Regions from separate parts of the Homo sapiens genome. Here region 2 is linked to region 1. Evidence: read pairs that join two places in POLR2A ChIA-PET (ENCODE). Cell type or tissue: Panc1. All regions are shown on one strand. Links, peaks and the distances in the headings refer to the core of each region. The heading gives the core; the rest is flanking DNA.

Region 1 (5,386 bases), core at 89-5,088:
AACACTTCAATCTACCGAGCAGCAAGTGCAACGTGTCAGGGTTACACGAGGAATTCTCTTTAACCTCTGATCAAAATAAAGTCATCAGCTCTTCAAGTTTAACCTTAAAAACACAGGTCTGGGCTGGGCGCAGTGACTCATGCCTGTAATCCTAGCACTTTGGGAGGCCGAGGCGGGCATATAACCTGAGGCCAGGAATTCGAGACCAGCCTGGCCAACATGGTGAAACTCCATCTCCACTAAAAATACAAAATTAGGTGGGTGTGGTGGCAGGCCCCTGTAATCCCAGCTACTCGGGAGGCTGAGGCAGGAGAATTGCTTGAAACTGGGAGGCGGAGTTGCAGTGAGCTGAGATCGTGCTATTGCACTCCAGCCTGGATGACAAGAACGAAACTCCCTCTCAAAACACACACACACACACACACACACACACACACACACATATCTGAACCTCTTTACTGCCAGTTGCATTTCTGTGTTTTTCAAAGGGCTGTTACGTTATCACAGTGGACTTTGACTTAACCCTCTGTGTCATAACCAACTATATGGAGTACGAGTAGAAGATGTGAAATTCCAACAATTGTAACTTGTGAATATGGCCTGTCAAAGAATAAAGGCTACAGTGTGAATAAAAGGGTATCCTTTCCCCAGTTTTGCTAAGTTATATGTTAACTCCTAAACTTTTAACAGATTTTAAAACTTGTTCATTTCTCAAAAATGTATTATCTGCTCTTTGCCAGGTATTCGCCTGGGCCCTGGGGCCACAGCACCTCCCCACATGAGTGGATAGGTAGGATTCCTACTCCCATAGAGTGAATGTTCCAGGAATCTGTTCACTAGAGAAGCCTGGAGGTGCCGCCTCATGGGATGTGCCCACTACAGCGCCTCGTACATTGTAGGCCCTCAGTAGACACTTGCTGCTGAATTAAGTTTGGGAGCAGGTCTGTCCTGTTAAACAGATTATTCAGCAAGTCTAGTGGGATTTTATGTGCAGGCATCTGTCCGTTTTTTAACATCCTCATTATTATTACTGAGCAAGGCTTATTTGGAGAGAACTGCTTAAAACTTTTTTTTTTTTTTTGAGGTGGAGTCTCGCTCTGTCCCCAGGCTGGAGTGCAGTGGCACGCTCTTGGCTCACTGCAATCTCCGCCTCCCGCGTTCAAGCCATTTTCCTGCCTCAGCCTCCCAAGTAGCTGGGATTACAGACACGTGCCACCACACCCAGCTAATTTTTGTATTTTTAGTAGAGACGGGGTTTCCCCATGTTAGCCAGGATGGTCTCAATCTCCTGACCTCGTGATTTACCCGCCTCGGCCTCCCAAAGTGCTGGGATTACAGGCGTGAACCACCGCACCTGGCTGGAAAACAACTTTTAATGATCCTGTTCTCAGTATCTTACAACTATAGAATGTTTTCCTTTAGCAGTAGTAAGCCATGCTCTGAATAGATTGAATCTTTGTATCAAAGTTTCCTAGGGTATCCGTTTTTAAATTGAAATTGCTGGAAATTTCTAACCTCAGTAAACTCTGGTCTACTATTCATACCTTGTTAGAAACATGTAAAGCTTTTGTGTAGGCAGGAGGAGAAAACCCTTTGCTGTTACAAAACTCTTTGATGAAGAGACTGTCTTTTGTCAGAGAGCTGAGTTGGCTCAGTAGGAATACTGACAATAATCTCTGTGGGTAAGATCTTTTCTGGGACAGCAGGAGCCTTCAGTGCAGGTAATGATGGTGCTTGCTTTGAAACATGCCCCTGAGAACAAGGTGGAAAGACTTCAGAGACTGGATTTTCTTTTAAACCAGCTGCTATTGTCATTTGGTGAGCTGTGCAAACTTAGAATAAGGATTCAGGTTTCTGTTATGTGGATCAGTAAATGAACTCTTAGTTTAAAGGAATCCTAAAATTGCAGGATGAGTACATCCTCCTTGTGTACAACTATTTTGCTGAATCACTGTTTGGAGGGTTATTAAAACTGACAACATCATTTTTCTTGATATTTATATTCAGGTTTTCTGCTTTCCCAATTATAGTAACATTGGCAACAGGAGTTAAACAGAAGCATCACTAAATGACGCATTTGACTTTGTAATAGGAAAAACTTTCAGCCTTACTGTTAGTGAATTACTCCTACAGACTACAGCTGCCAGTACTAATTTTTTGCCTAAAGCATAGAGCTGAGTATCTGTTTAAAGCTAACAGTTTACACCATTAAAAATATATTATTACCTGCAAAGACTCATTAGTGAAAGAATATTCAACATATGAAGGTATTGATATGTTGAAATTCTCAAGCCTGCAATAAATCTACAGTATTTTTAGTAGTTGCCTAAACCAGGCCAGTTCAATAGGATTTAGAGAAGACCCTCTTAATGAAAATTCATTTTGTAATCCTGTAGAGATGAACAGGTGTATAAGGCTTCGAAACTATATTATTTCCTTTTCTTTTGTGCCTTAATTAAAACTATAAGGGACATTCAATATTCTATTCCCTCCACTAATTATTTAGAAAACTTTCTTGGGCTTACTGCCAGCTTTTGGCCTCTTTTGGTTATGGAAGCCAGCTGCTACTCAACAGGAAATGAACTTTTTTTAAAGACAAAGTCCGGTGTCTTTAAGCTAACAGATGAAGTAATATCCTGTTATACAGTGTGACTTCACAGGAGCTTTCTTGTAGTTGGGACTTGTTAAAATTCTATCCTTAACAGCCTATAAATATTTAGGAGATCGAGACTTCAGGTTTCTGAGCCAGGCTGGTGCTTTGTTTTACTGGAAATAAGGTTTGAGATAAGGACAAGTCTCAAATTCTTTTTTGTTTGCTATCTACTAAAGAGTGCTGTCCTTGGTATCTCTTTCTGCAGGAGCAGGGAAGAGGTTCCTGGCTACTCTTAAGTAGCACAGGTAGTTCCATAACTGAATGAAAGTGGTGATAGTCTCAAGACAGTCTGGATTCTGGGAGAGGTTTCAGCCCAGTTGGGTTTTGTTTTTTTTCTTTTTTTTTTTTTTCCTGCTAAGAGACAAGGTCTTGCTATGTTGCCCATGCTGGTCTCGAACTCTTGGCCTCAAACAGTCCTCCTGCCTTGGCGTCCCAAAGTGCTGAGATTACAGGTGTGAGCCACCACACCCGGTCCTTGGCTCAGGCTTTGATTGCTGGTTAAGAGCATCTTTGGTGAATCTGAGCCTTCCCAGTGAGGAATTACCACTTCACACATTTAAGAAGGAAAGACTTAAGTAATACCTAGGTAATGTTTTTATACTTTGTCTTTAATACAGTGTGGTAGCTTCCATATGGGTCTATGTATACACATTACACACTCTGTGAGTACAAAATCATTTTTTCTGGAACATGTTGAGCCATACATAGTTCCTTTTTCATTTGGTGAAAACAGGGTATTAACTTGCCTGGGGTTGTATGTGCTTTCACTAGCAGAGCAGGCAATAAAAACCCAAATAGTTGAACTCTAATTTCTCATTGCAATCTGTGAAAACAAGTAGAAGAAATTAAGTACCTCAACAAGGGGAACATTTGTATTCTCTACCTTAAAGAAGCCTGCGGACCTCTCTTTCAATTGCCTTAAAACTCTGCAGATGAAGATAACAAAGAATCGTGATGAGAGTGAGAGTGAGAACCTGTTGACCTAAGAGTTTCTGTTTGATCTGTGACTCACCTTGGAGCTTGATTAGGTCAATTAACAGTTTTGTGCTTCAGGCTGTCTCATCTGAGAAACTGGACTAAATACCTTTAAAGATATAAAGACTAATGTCTCTAGAAAACAAAAAGTAGGCTGGGGGCAGTGGCTCATGCCTATAATCCCCAGCACTTGGGGAGGCCGCGGTGGGCGGATCACTTGAGGTCAGGATTTCGAGACCAGCCTGGCCAGCATAGTGAAACCCCATCTCTACTAACAATACAAAAATTAGCCAGGTGTGGTGGTGGGTGCCTGTAATCCCAGCTACTCAGGAGGCTGAGGCAGGAGAATCACTTGAATCCAGGAGGCAGAGGTTGCAGTGAGCCGAGATCGCACCACTGCCCTCCAGCCTGGGTGACAAGAGTGAGAGACTCCATCTCAAAAAAAATAAATAAATAATGACAAGAAAAAGACTAATGTCTCTTAAATGCTTTGAGCTATTTGTAAAAGTTCTGTGTTTTGTAAATACAAGTTATTTCATAGATTTAATGGAAGTCTTTATTTTTTATTTTTTTATTTTTGAGACAGGGCCTCACTGTATTTTTGGTAGAGATGTAATTTCACCATGTTGCCCTGGCTGGTCTCGAACTTCTGAGCTCAAGCAGTCCATCTGGTTCACCCTCCCAAAATGCTGGGATTATAGGCATGACCCACTGCACCTGGCCTCTAAAGTCTTAATGAATGTAATGACTAATAGACATTGTTAGTTTTGAAATCACAAGAGAATGTATTTTAGCACCTATCTACCAACAGTATACTGTTTTATTTTAAATGGGTGTAAAATGTTTTTAAATGATCTGGAGTTGGGTGTGGTAGGTTTTGCTGCTTTTTCCAGAGTGAAAACTAACCAAGTAGAATACTAATTATGCACTTGAGTGGACATTACAACAACTAATGCTGTTGTTACCATTTACTCAATGCTAAGTTTTACTATGAGTAGTGGTGGATAGCCATTAAGCCTTATTTGTCAACCTCTAAAAATTAAGTTTAAAAATCATTATGTAGTGAGTTTCCTTGTTTTTATGATAAATTTTTTTCATAATACTTTTATGACAATAACTGAGGCTACTTTCCATCATACCTAGAATAAAATTTAAACTTTACCTACCATGGGCTATAAAATCCTATATGATCTGATCCCTCATGCTTCTATCATACTGGCTGCTTGTCAGGTTGTAGAATATGCCAAATTCATGGCAAGTTCTTCATCCTTCAAGCTTCAGCTAAAAGGTCTTGTCAGACCTTCCTTATGACCTCCCTTTCTAAATTGGGCCCTAGGCTGGGCACAGTGGCTCATGCCTGTAATCCCAACATTTTGGGAGGCTGATGTGGGAGGATGTGTTGAGGCCAGAAGTTTGAGATCATCCTGGGCAGCATTGTAAGACCCTGTCTCTACAATAAATCAGTAAGTAAGTAAGCTGGGTTTGGTAGTGCATGCCTGTAGTCCCAGCTGTTTGGCAGGCTGAGGCAGGAAGATCACTTGAGCCCAGGAATCCAAGGCTACAGTCAGCCATGAGTGCACCACTGCACTCCAGCATGGCAACAGAGCGAGACCGTGCCTAATAAAGAGACAGAAAAAGAAAGCCCTTTGTTCATTATCACCAAATCCAGGTTTTTCTCCCCCGCTTTATCTTTTAGACTTTATATTGAATTGGTCAACAAATCCTTTAGCTTTACTTTCAAAACATGTCAGAATTCTG
Region 2 (5,386 bases), core at 327-5,326, 340 kb after region 1:
GTGGGTACAGGAAATAATGCTCTGACAATATACACTCATCAAGCCTATGGGAGTGAGGGAAGGTTAAGTAGAGTATAAACATGGGAGAACATAAAACATGTAATTTACATCACCTTTGGAAAAGTAAAGTTGTAGAAAGAGAAAAATTAAAGAAAATATGACTGAGTAGATTACATATAATAATTCCTAGAAGAGGCTAAGTATAGTGAAAGGTCAATTAAAAAAGAAAGCAGTTGTTTTAGAAGTAAACACCCATCAGATGTTTATAGAGTAGTAATTATGTGATTCTGATGTTAAGATCCTCTCTTTTTAAGTTGTTTAATGGGTGTAGAGTTTTGGTTTTGCAAGATGAAAAGAGCTTTACAGATGGATCGGGGTGACGGTGGTAAAACAATGTGAATAAACTTAATGCCACTGAACTGTACACTTAAAAATGGTTAAGATGGTAAATTTCGTTATGCATATTTTATCAAAATTAAAAAAAAAAAACATAAAAAAGATCCTCTCTTTTCAAATTCCAGGGTCCAGTAGCCCTATCCATATTGCTGAAATGATTATAATAAAACAAATATTATAACTTCTACACTGCTTGCAACTGAGTAATCATAATAAAGGAAAGTTATATTTGTATGGATGGATATATATGCATACGCACACGTGTGTTTGGTATAATGATTATATTCTGAAAACTTGAAGAAGGGAAAACTCCAGTAGTTTAACTGAAGATAGAGATTTTTATTGATTATGACCCTATATACTTTACATCTTCTGGATAAAAGACATACATCTTTTCAAAATGGATGGTACAACCTAGGAAGAGAACTGACACCAATAAATTTGAACTATATAAATCTAATGACCTAAAAAACGATACATTTTAAAAATGAAAACTGTATCCAGATGTTCTTCCAAAAGGTTATAGTTAGCTTGCCACACAACTCCTGGAGACTGCTCTTTGTGGCTTCAGTGAGGCAACTGTCCCCAAAGGAATACAGATACTTTCATACTGAGGCAGAGAAACTGAAGGCAAGGGCTAGGGGCAGGAAACGAATGAGAAATTCAATTTTCTTGTCACTGCACAAGTAGAGTAGGTGTTTAGCAGCTTGCTTTCTCACTTCCCAAACAGAATCTTCAGTGTTTTGGTTCAGAAAAATCTATTTTTGTCCTAAATTCTACTTCAAAACCTTGAGATTAAAATAAAGGGCACTCTGATAAGAAATTTTCTGTCCCTATCACTCATAAATCTGGAGGAGAAAACGGAGAGGAAGAAGGATAAATAATAATAGCTGCCACTATATTTTGAGTGCTTTCTTAGTGCTGGGTGTAGTATTAAGTGCTTTATGTGTGCTCAAGTTAATTCTCAAAACAATTCAATAAGGAAACTCAGTAACAGGCTAAATGACAAGGTACCAGCTAGAAGGAGTTGGTTAGAACATGAACCAAGTCTAATTCCACAGGTGTGCTCAAAGTTTACTATGTAGGAATATTTTTGTATAACGGTTAAATTTTTCTTGAATGTTTGTCCAGAGAGTTAAAACTTTAGAAACATTAACAAAGATGTCTCATAAACACTGATTTCCCCAGACAAGTGGCGCATTTTCCACAAACCGCTATTTTGGACAGAAAATACTAAAATAATTTTCTCCAGGTGTTTAGAAACGCAGTTAACCTAATGAAAGCACTATAACACAGTTTTGCATTCTTACTAGTGATATAAAGCACTTTTTCAAATTAATCTGATTGCCCACCTTACTTCCTTTTAAAATTATATTGAAATCCTAGTCCTAGATTTTCTTGAGAATTTCTCTAGTATATTACATAGAATTATATTTTAAAGCCACACACTAAAGACAGTTTAGGAGTGATTTAAAAAATGGAATTTCACTTTGATTCTGTTAATTCAAGAAGAGGATCTTCAAACACTGTAATTTAAAAAAAACAGAGACTTGCTACACGAATACTTTAAGCAAGAGCTAAATTCCTGAACAGTTTAACTCCTCCTATCATTTTTACTCAGCAGAATTTCAAATAGCAGCTTGTGTACCCAAGTTATTTACATATTTTCTTCCTTAATCATCTCCTTTTCAAAGGACATAGAGTTCATTTAACAACCAGTTATTATGTCCTAGTTTTATTGCTATTTTTATTTGCTTTCTTTAATGAATGAATCATTTCCAAAACCAGTTTGTAAAGTAATACTCATTTCCGCTATTTCACGTAAAAAGCACAGGTCCAACAATTGCACTCTTTACCACCCCTTCCCGTATGTCTCACCACCAAATCACTATAAGACATCCTAAATTACAAACAGATTAATGTCTTTAAGAATGCAATTCTCAGGCTGGGCGCGGTGGCTCATGCCTGTAATCCCAGCTCTTTGGGAGGCCGAGGTGGGCGGATCACCTGAGGTCAGGAGTTTGAGATCAACTTGACCAACATGGTAAAACCCTGTCTCTACTAAAAATACAAAAATTAGCTGGGCTTGGTAGCACGTGCCTGTCATCCCAGCTACTCAGGAGGCTGAGTCAGGAGGATCACTGCAACCCGGAAGGTGGAGGTTGCAGTGAGCCAAAATCGCACCACAGCACTCCAGCCTGGGCGACAGAGTGAGATCCTGTCTCCAAAAAAAAAAAAAAAAAAAAGAATGCAATTCTCTCATATCCAACTTCCAGACTTAGTTATCATACAGACCATAAATAATTGTGACTTGGACACTAGCTAATATTCCAGGAACTAGTTATTGGTGAAGCAGGAGGAATTAGGAAAAAAGCTGTTAGGTCATCTAGGTCATCTCAGAATTTGTAAAGAATGGGTAGGTCAAATACCCCTTAGGAAAGCAGATTTCAAAAAACTAGGCCTGATTACATGGAATGAAATTATTGAAAAAAGGGGGTTCAAATGGTTACTAAGTTCTTGAAAATGTGGTTCTAATAATTACAGAGGGTGTTAATAAGAGAGAGGTACTAAACAAACCAGGATGGTTAAAACAGGACTCATCAGAAACAGCACACTATAAAAACAGCAGTGTGGTATGACTCCAGCATCATTTAATGCCAGGTAAATCATTCCCTTCTTTGAATATGCTTCTTCAACAGCAAAATGGGGACATTTCCCCTGCAGAGCTGTTGTAGGGGGTTTGTTACCTACTAAGATCAGTATTTCTTTGCAGTTCTTTTTGTCCTTAGGTTATATCCCATCATTAAGAGAGCACAGTCAGAGTTTTATGTTGAAAAGTTACTTGATAATTCCTTTTTTCCTTGATGGTTACATGATTAATTTGATGTACAGTTAGGCTCACTGATTTCAATTTGTATTCAATATTGAAATTTACTTTTTTCAACAGTAAGACTACTCTTCTTTACAGTAGTGGTACTATTCATATGAGGTAAACACTGTGGCCAGTTGTCCATGGACTAGAATTTATATGTAAACAGTAGAATCGGTATGGTAACATTTATATCTACAACTTAATATTTATTACAATAAAGTATTTATGATCAATTTTTAAGATAACTGCCTATGGCTCCCGAAAAGACTATAGCTAAGGATCTTCAAAAGTTAGTCTGATTAACTTTAGTTGACACTTACATAGTGCTATGTGCCAAGCACTGTAAGTGTTTTATATACATGAAACAGACCTCTGAGGTATGTTGCCCAAAATCATGCTGCTAGTAAGCTGAACAGATAGAATTTTTTTTTTTTTTTTAGACAGAGTCTTGTTCCATTGCCCAGGCTGGAGTACAGTGGCACAATCATATCTCACTGCAGCCTTGAACTCCTAGGCTCAAGCGATCCTTCTGCCTCAGCCTCCCGAGTAGCTAGGACTACAGGCACACATCATCATGACTAGCAATTAAAAAAAAAAATGTTTGTAGAGATGAAGTCTTGCTATGTTGCCCAGGTTGGTCTCAAACTCCTGGGCTCAGGCGATCCTCCCATCTCAGCCTCCCAAAGTGCTCAGATTACAGGCACATGAACCGTCATGTCCAGACAGAACAGGTAGAATTTGAACCTAGGCTCTACAGTCTGTCCTGTTAGCCACTTTAATATAATGTCTCCTGCATTCTAACTGATTACACATATGTCCCTGCCATAAATAGGAGCCATAAAACTTAAACCTTTTCTGGTTACTTAAATGTGTGACCTTAAGAAAATTATTGTATCATAACTTTCCCACTATTAAAAATGTTTTCGGCCAGGCGCAGTGGCTCATGCCTGTAATTCCAGCACTTCGGGAGGCTGAGGTGGGCAGATCACAAGGTCAAGAGATCGAGACCATCCTGGCCAACATGGTGAAACCCCGTCTCTGCTAAAAATACGAAAATTAGCTGGGTGTGGTGGCATAAGCCTATATAGTCCCAGCTACTCAGGAGGCTGAGGCAGGAGAATCACTTGAACCCTGGAGGTGGAGGTGGCAGTGAGCCGAGATCATACCACTGCTCTCCAGCCTGGTGACAGAACAAGACTCCGTCTCAAAAAAAAAAAAAAGTTTTCAAAGATAATCAACTGCTGTAGACTAAATCTCCTATACATATTTGTAAATATTATTTAGGCCAAATCAACTGCTCTACCTAACCACTAATTTCACTCATTCAATCAACATTCATTAAACATTGCTGGGAGGTAAAGTGAGTCAATTTATTCTCCTGTCTTCTCCAAACCCCACTGAAATGACCAATATAATATACCAAAGAAACTGTCTAGAAGATCTAGATCCAGGATTTCAATATAATTTTAAAACAAAGGTTGGCAACTAATTTGAAAATGTGCTTTATATCAGAATTAAGAATGTAAAATAGTGTTATAGTCCTTTTGTTGGATAAACTAAGTTTCTTAAGAAAATATATATATATATATATAATTTGTACAAAATTCTATAGCAGCATGAGAAAATGACAAGAATACCATCAACAAAGCAGAATCACTGAAGAATTTCTTGAATCTATACAAGAGAAAACAGGTTCACAGAAAAGGAGTAAGTACCTCTGTAGCCTGTATCAATACAGTCAAAAGACAAGAGTCTTCTTCATTAGATAAGTTGACGGATTTTCTAAAAAAAACTCAGTAAAACCCCAAGCTCAGAGAAACAGGAGCTGAGCACAGCAGAGAGCTATTGGTAAAGACAATGGAAACTGACCACTGAGAATGGCTGATATCTGTACCTTGAACTTTTTCATCTGGGTATGAACTGCTTGAATGGCCAAGTTGGAGATTTGCCACAAGAGGCTCCTAGAGAGGAAGGGCAGAGCACAGTAGGAGGTGATGGATAAGAGATACAATCTTTTAGTTAATTCTAGGCTAATAAAAAGAGAAAAAAAGCAGTGCCCAGCAACTTACAGAGGCAAAAAATAAAAGAAATAGCACAGTAGGGAAAACCCATAATGTA

Evidence for each region. Peaks named below come from ENCODE experiments on the same cell type or tissue, not always from the same donor. Only the 100,000 strongest peaks of a DNase experiment are listed, where the experiment ranks them.
Region 2: POLR2A ChIA-PET joins it to region 1 with 11 read pairs; 1 of 35 experiments calls an interaction of 5 or more read pairs at or near these places.

Annotation. Positions count from the first base shown.
Region 1 is chr16:22,366,905-22,372,290 of GRCh38, reverse strand. All of the region lies in intron 1 of CDR2 (cerebellar degeneration related protein 2), which reads left to right. Among named protein-coding and RNA genes, the nearest start is that of CDR2, 5.0 kb to the left of the region's middle. In Panc1, for the core only: no CTCF peak of the experiment used is centred there; a DNase peak (open chromatin) is centred at 2,570; H3K4me3 peaks cover 102 bases; H3K27ac peaks cover 556 bases.
Region 2 is chr16:22,023,472-22,028,857 of GRCh38, reverse strand. All of the region lies in intron 1 of MOSMO (modulator of smoothened), which reads right to left. Among named protein-coding and RNA genes, the nearest start is that of MOSMO, 18 kb to the right of the region's middle. RefSeq lists a silencer at 985-1,144 and an enhancer at 1,540-2,739. In Panc1, for the core only: no CTCF peak of the experiment used is centred there; a DNase peak (open chromatin) is centred at 2,247; H3K4me3 peaks cover 416 bases; H3K27ac peaks cover 3,410 bases.